2 separate regions of the Homo sapiens genome follow, and region 2 is linked to region 1. Evidence: read pairs that join two places in POLR2A ChIA-PET (ENCODE). Cell type or tissue: Panc1. All regions are shown on one strand. Links, peaks and the distances in the headings refer to the core of each region. The heading gives the core; the rest is flanking DNA. Region 1 overlaps CDC73 (cell division cycle 73). Region 2 holds the start of GLRX2 (glutaredoxin 2).

What was found. ChIA-PET counts read pairs that join two places held together with the same protein. Peaks named below come from ENCODE experiments on the same cell type or tissue, not always from the same donor. Only the 100,000 strongest peaks of a DNase experiment are listed, where the experiment ranks them.
Region 2: POLR2A ChIA-PET joins it to region 1 with 16 read pairs; 3 of 35 experiments call an interaction of 5 or more read pairs at or near these places.

Annotation. Positions count from the first base shown.
Region 1 is chr1:193,189,746-193,192,669 of GRCh38, reverse strand. All of the region lies in intron 10 of CDC73 (cell division cycle 73), which reads right to left. Among named protein-coding and RNA genes, the nearest start is that of B3GALT2, 4.6 kb to the right of the region's middle. In Panc1, for the core only: no CTCF peak of the experiment used is centred there; no DNase peak of the experiment used is centred there.
Region 2 is chr1:193,104,387-193,107,310 of GRCh38, reverse strand. It overlaps GLRX2 (glutaredoxin 2), which reads left to right and starts at 1,897. Exons shown (of 4, transcript NM_197962.3): 1 at 1,897-2,047. The coding sequence starts at 1,929. RefSeq lists silencers at 1,719-1,958, 1,738-2,032, 2,009-2,108. In Panc1, for the core only: no CTCF peak of the experiment used is centred there; DNase peaks (open chromatin) are centred at 1,560, 1,780, 2,153 and 2,304; H3K4me3 peaks cover 1,427 bases; H3K27ac peaks cover 1,626 bases.

The DNA.
Region 1 (2,924 bases), core at 327-2,826:
TTATTCATCCATCGTGCAGCCTGGTTCTGTAGGTCAGACCCCGGCACTTCGCAAAGTTCCTTTACACTGAAGTCCCTATTTCTAATCGGGCCATAACCAATCATACTGAAGATGGCTACATGAATCAAGCATGTTCAATGTTCCCTTCTTTCTTCAAAAAAGCCCTTTAGGAAAAAAAAATTCTATTTACTTACTTCCAACACTTGCTTTCTTGTTTTGTCTTTTATGAGACAGTGTCTCACTCTGTCGCCCAGGCTGGAGTGCAGTGGCGCGATCTCGGCTCACTGCAATTTCCGCCTCCCAGGTCCAAGTGATTCTCGTGCCTCAGCCTCCCAGGTAGCTGGGATTACAGGCATGTACCACCACGTCTGGCTGATTTTTGTATTTTTAGTAGAGATGGGGTTTTGCCATGTCAGCCAGGCTGGTCTTGAACTCACAATCTCAGGTGATTCGCTCATCTCGGCCTCCCAAAGTGCTGGAATTACAGGCATGAGCTACCATGCTTGGCTCCCAACACTTGCTTTCTATTCGTATCTACTACAGCCATTAAAATAAATACTTTCTGATACTAATAATTTATATTAGGGTAACTATGCCTCTTTGCAAAGTTTTAGTAGAATTTTAAGTTTCGATATTTTACATATACTTGAATTTACAAATTGTTTGTTATACTTTAAATAAATTAATAGTGTTAATAATTTTAAATATCAAGAATATGCTGGGTTTGCAGAGAATGGAGAGTAAGCTGCCTGAAATAATTTATTCAAAGGTGCTGACCCAGTGGATGTCACAGTTCTATCAAATTCAACACATGCCCTTTATATTTACTTTACATGGAACAAGTATTTATATAAGAAATACTTTACAATGACCCCTCTTAACTACCTGAAATGAAATGCACAGGTAATACAACCAATCTACATATATATTTTAAAAATTAATACACTAATACAAATAAAATTTTTAAAGACATTAATGATAGAGGCCAGGTGTGGTGGCTCAGGCCTATAATCCCCCGCACTTTGGGAGGACGAGGTGGGCAGATCACTTGAGGTTAGGAGTTTGAGACCAGCCTGCAACATGACGAAACCGCGACTCTACTAAAAATACAAAAATTAGCCAAGTGTGGTGGCACACGCCTGTAATCCCAGCTACTCGGGTGGCTGACGAAGGAGAATCACTTGAAACTGGGAGGTGGAAGTTGCAGTGAGCCAAGATCACGCCACTGCACTCCAGCCTGGGCAACAGAGCGAGACTGTCTCAAAAAACAAACAAAAAGAGAGATTTATGATAAAAATATGCATTTCAGTATGTAAGTCTCAGACATGATTATACCAGAAGATATACTAACCAGATGCTAATACCTATACATAAAGTCATAGTGAATGTAACAATTACAAATGCCCATAGACTGGTATATTGGTGACTCAAATGCCATGAACACAATTTCATTTTTTGATATGGTGAACCATTGGCCAAGTTTAGAACAAAGCAAAGTACAAGCTTCCCTCACTGTACACTGTAGTTACATTTCTAGATAATTCAGTGCACGTTAAAACTGAACAAAATATACTTTATGTTCCAACAATGTTTTAAATTTACTTAATTATAAAAAAGTGTTTCACCTACACAGATAGCCAATGAAACACTCAGAAGTCCTGCAGAACACAGAGCTAGTCTTTGCTGTTTACAAAGACTGTCCCACACACTACTGGACTACTACCTACCCTGGCCCTAAAATGCCCTTAAAAATCATTCTGTTAACTAGAAACATCCTCACAAACTTCTAGAACACCTCGTAGAAATCAGTACTACCCCTACCACTGCCCCCTTGAGAACCACAGCTCTAAGAGTATTATTCCTGACTGAAACAGCTGTGCCTCAGAAAAACCAAGGAATACACAAGCATAATAAAGTATTTGCCAAATCACTGCTGATTGTAAATGCTCATTGTTAATAGTTTGCATGAATTAAAACAGATAAAGGTGTCTATAATTAGTTCTGAAAGAGACACTTAAATTTAGCTTTGTTTTCAAGTCAAAAGAAATTCTTAAACAACATGCCTATCTGCTGCACAAGAAAACTGAAGGAGAAAAATAAGGCAGGCAAACACTGACACTTGTGGTCATTCTGAGATTGCTTATTTGCAATCAGGCTAATTCTTGCTTTGTGAGTTCAAGGAAAGTAAAGCTGGTTCATAAATCATCCACTGACTTTAGAGGAAAATTACAAGCTTTTAATAAACATTTGACTTCTCTTCAAAAAGGGGAAACTACCTATACTAATATTAAATAACCAAAAACAAGCCATTTGTCCAAATCCCTTATGTAATGAAAAAGACTGCATCTGATTATAAATAAAAACAGTCAAGAGAAATAAACTCCAAGCAAACATCATGCAAAATTGTCTAGTCATCTCAATAAAACTAAAATTGGTCTCTAAATAATTGTGTCAAGTGACAGTTTTCAGAGTGGTATGGTGGAAATTATACCTGATCTAAAACATTAAGATTTTTGTCCAACATGGGAAAAAATAGCTGGTATTTCTGGTAAGTCCTAGCTGAAATTAATTCCTTGAATTCAGGGACCAACCACTCATAATAAAGCACAAACAGGAAAGGAGACCAATATAAGAAGACCAGATTCATGTCTCCCTTCTAATGTTACTCAAGGATTTTGCTCATTCCCATTAGATGAAAATCATCCACCCTGGTTGAAGTGCTCTCCCCCTACCTTTCTCTTTTAATCTTTTTACCAAGGACATATTGTTGAATGTACATACATAGATAAACAGATGATGTAACTCCATGAGTTACTATTTAGTAGCCACTTGAACAGCAGATTTACATCTGATTCAACATGTAATAATCATTCAAAACCATTAACTACATGAATACAAAAATAATTATTCCTATACCCAGTAAA
Region 2 (2,924 bases), core at 174-2,673, 85 kb after region 1:
CATCTCCCCATTTCCACCTTCTCCCAGGCCCTGGCAACCACCGTTCTACTGTCTGCTGACATATTTCTTAACTTGCTATTGCAGTCATCACAACTATGACCAAAAATAATAATCACTTCTGTAGCTACCCCACGAAGCACAAAGAAGTTGAAAATTATCAATATATTTATTAATATATTATGCTGAATTCAGGCATAACACTTTCTTCTGAAGTACTTTACATTCTGAAATCCTTAAAAAAATCTGTCCAGTGAATTCTGTGCTTGATAATAGTCCATCTATGCTGTATTAAAATTAAATTGTAACATGATCGGTTCACCTCATAATGATCTTTATTTCATAAAACAATTTGAGATGAGGTAAAATTTGACTTCAAAACTAACATAACACCATAAATTTCCAAAATAGTTTTATAAAAAAATTAAAAAGCCCACAACACTATAGATAGATAACATACCTTAATTTTTATTTTATTTTATTTATTTATTTTTTTATGAGACGGAGTTTTGCTCTTGTTGCCCAGGCTGGAGTGCAATCGTGTGATCTTGGCTCACTGCAAACTCTGCCTCATGGATTCAAGCGATTCTCCTGCCTCAGCCTCCCGAGTAGCTGGGATTACGGGCATGCGCCACCACGCCCGGCTAATTTTGTATTTTTAGTAGAGACGGCGTTTCACCAATATTGGAGGGGCTGGTCTTGAACCCCCAACCTCAGGTGACCCGCCCGCCTCGGCTTCCTAAAGTGCTGGGATTACAGGACTGGCCACTGCGGGAGCTGCGGCAGCTGCGGCCTCTGGGTACGGGGTCAGCGGGCAGTCCTGTAATGGCCACATTACAGGACAGGCCATCGCGCCTGGCCACATGCCTTAATTTTCAAAGTCAAATTTGTCTTTAAAAAGAATGAATTCCTACCCTTTGGGGGTATTTATTTTTGCAACTAACTTCCATCCTTTTATTAAGTAATCAAACATAGCCCATTTGAATGTTGGAAAAGAACTGTCAGAAATACAAGTTCTTATTTTGTACTTTGGTAACATGAATTTTACACTTAGTTGAACATGAAGAATCAAAAAAGCTCTGGATTGTTGTAATAATTGTTTAGAATTTTAGATGTACCATTTGACCTTTGACTTTAAGATGAATTTCAGTGTCCTCAGTAAATAAAGGCTTACCCCCAACCTTAAATAGTGACGCACAAAGGCTATTATTACCACCACTGAGTGGCTTAAATAATCCTGTCAACAGCAATCGCCCATTTCCAAAGCCATGGTGAAACATCTCTGTGCTAATTTCTTTTGTTTTGTTTCCTAATTTTTTTTTTTTGGCAGGTGGTGGGAAATAATCTTTGTCTTCTTTGGAGTAAACCTTCAACACCGGATTTTTTCTTTTAATTATGGATGTAAACCCCAATATCCCCATAATTTACATTGGGTCTCGACCAATTGCCTAATTATAAGAGGATATATTTAGGCTCTTATTTCATCCACACAAAAACTTGTGTAACAGGTAGTTGGAAACATCTGAGGCACCACTTTGATTCTGTTTTGGATGGTCATGTTTTTTCTCCTCCGTTTCCCCAGCATGTCTGCCACCATCCTCATGCACTGCTTCCAAGTGCCTGGGAGCCTTTATGAGCGTCCCTAAACCTAAAAGAATCCAGAGGCGGGGCTCGGATGAACCCTCGAGATAAGCAAGTGAGCCGCTTCTCCCCTCTAAAGGATGTTTACACGTGGGTGGCACTCGCTGGAATCCAGCGCTCGGGCAGCCCTGGGAGGACGCGCTCAGCTGCGAGGAGGTGACCGGCGGCGGCGCGGGCAGTCCGGAGGGGCGGGACGGGGCGGGGCAAGGCGGGGGCCGGGCCGGAGGAGGCGGGCTCCCGGGATCCGCGGTGTCCGGCAGTAGAGCTCGCTGCAGATCCGGGCTCTGACCATGATTTGGCGCCGCGCGGCGCTGGCGGGGACGCGGCTGGTTTGGAGCAGGAGCGGCTCGGCAGGCTGGCTTGACAGGGCGGCGGGAGCTGCGGGAGCTGCGGCAGCTGCGGCCTCTGGGTACGGGGTCAGCGGGCAGGAGTGCCGCGGCGTGGTGCGCAGGCCTTGCGGGGGTCTGGAGAAAGCGGTGGGCGGAGGTGCCCCTTTGCCCCGGCGCCGGGTGGGCGAGGCGTACTAGCGCGTGGGCTCTGAGTCATAACACGCAGAGGCGCTCGAGGGATGGGCAGGGAAGGGTGCCCTCCGCGGCTGTGCTGACTTCAGGAGCCTGTGACTCTCGCGTTGAAAATACTTCACTCATGTTCACTTAGGCCATCCCTCTGTGAATTGCTACATAAAATACAAGACGCCGCAATCAATTGGAATTTCTCTGAAAGAGCGAATGATTCTTAGTCCAAGTGTGTCCCAAATACTGCAGTGGACATAGGAAAAACGGAACAGTTTTCTGGTGTTTGGTTACAATTCTAATTTGACCGGGCGTCCTGCATTCTTGTTTGCTAAACTTAGCCACCCTACTGCAGGAAGTGAAGGCGATGATTCCCGCTGAATGGCCAGAGCTTTTAGGATAGAGGCTGACTGATGGTGATGCCGCCTGCGGCTAGACCGAGGATAGTGCTTTCCTTACACTTCCTCGTTTGGAATATCAGCGGCTTCGGGACCTGCAGTGGAAGGGAACTGCGGCTGTGCTGCCCACGCCCGCGCGGCTGGTGCCTGGCGGTCCTGCCGGCTCGCACTTCCGCGCCTGCCACTGCGCACTTGGCCGGAGAGTCTGTCTCGCTATCTACTTGATCTGGGAGCTTCTATCAGTTTTGCAAGATTCTAGGAATCTCAAGTTTAACTTTCCAGACCAAGCTAGAGACCCCTCCTGAAGGGCTAATCACAGGCTGTTAAGTGTTTGACAGCTCTTTGAGGCCCCGCCGTGTTTTTTTCTGCGTATCCC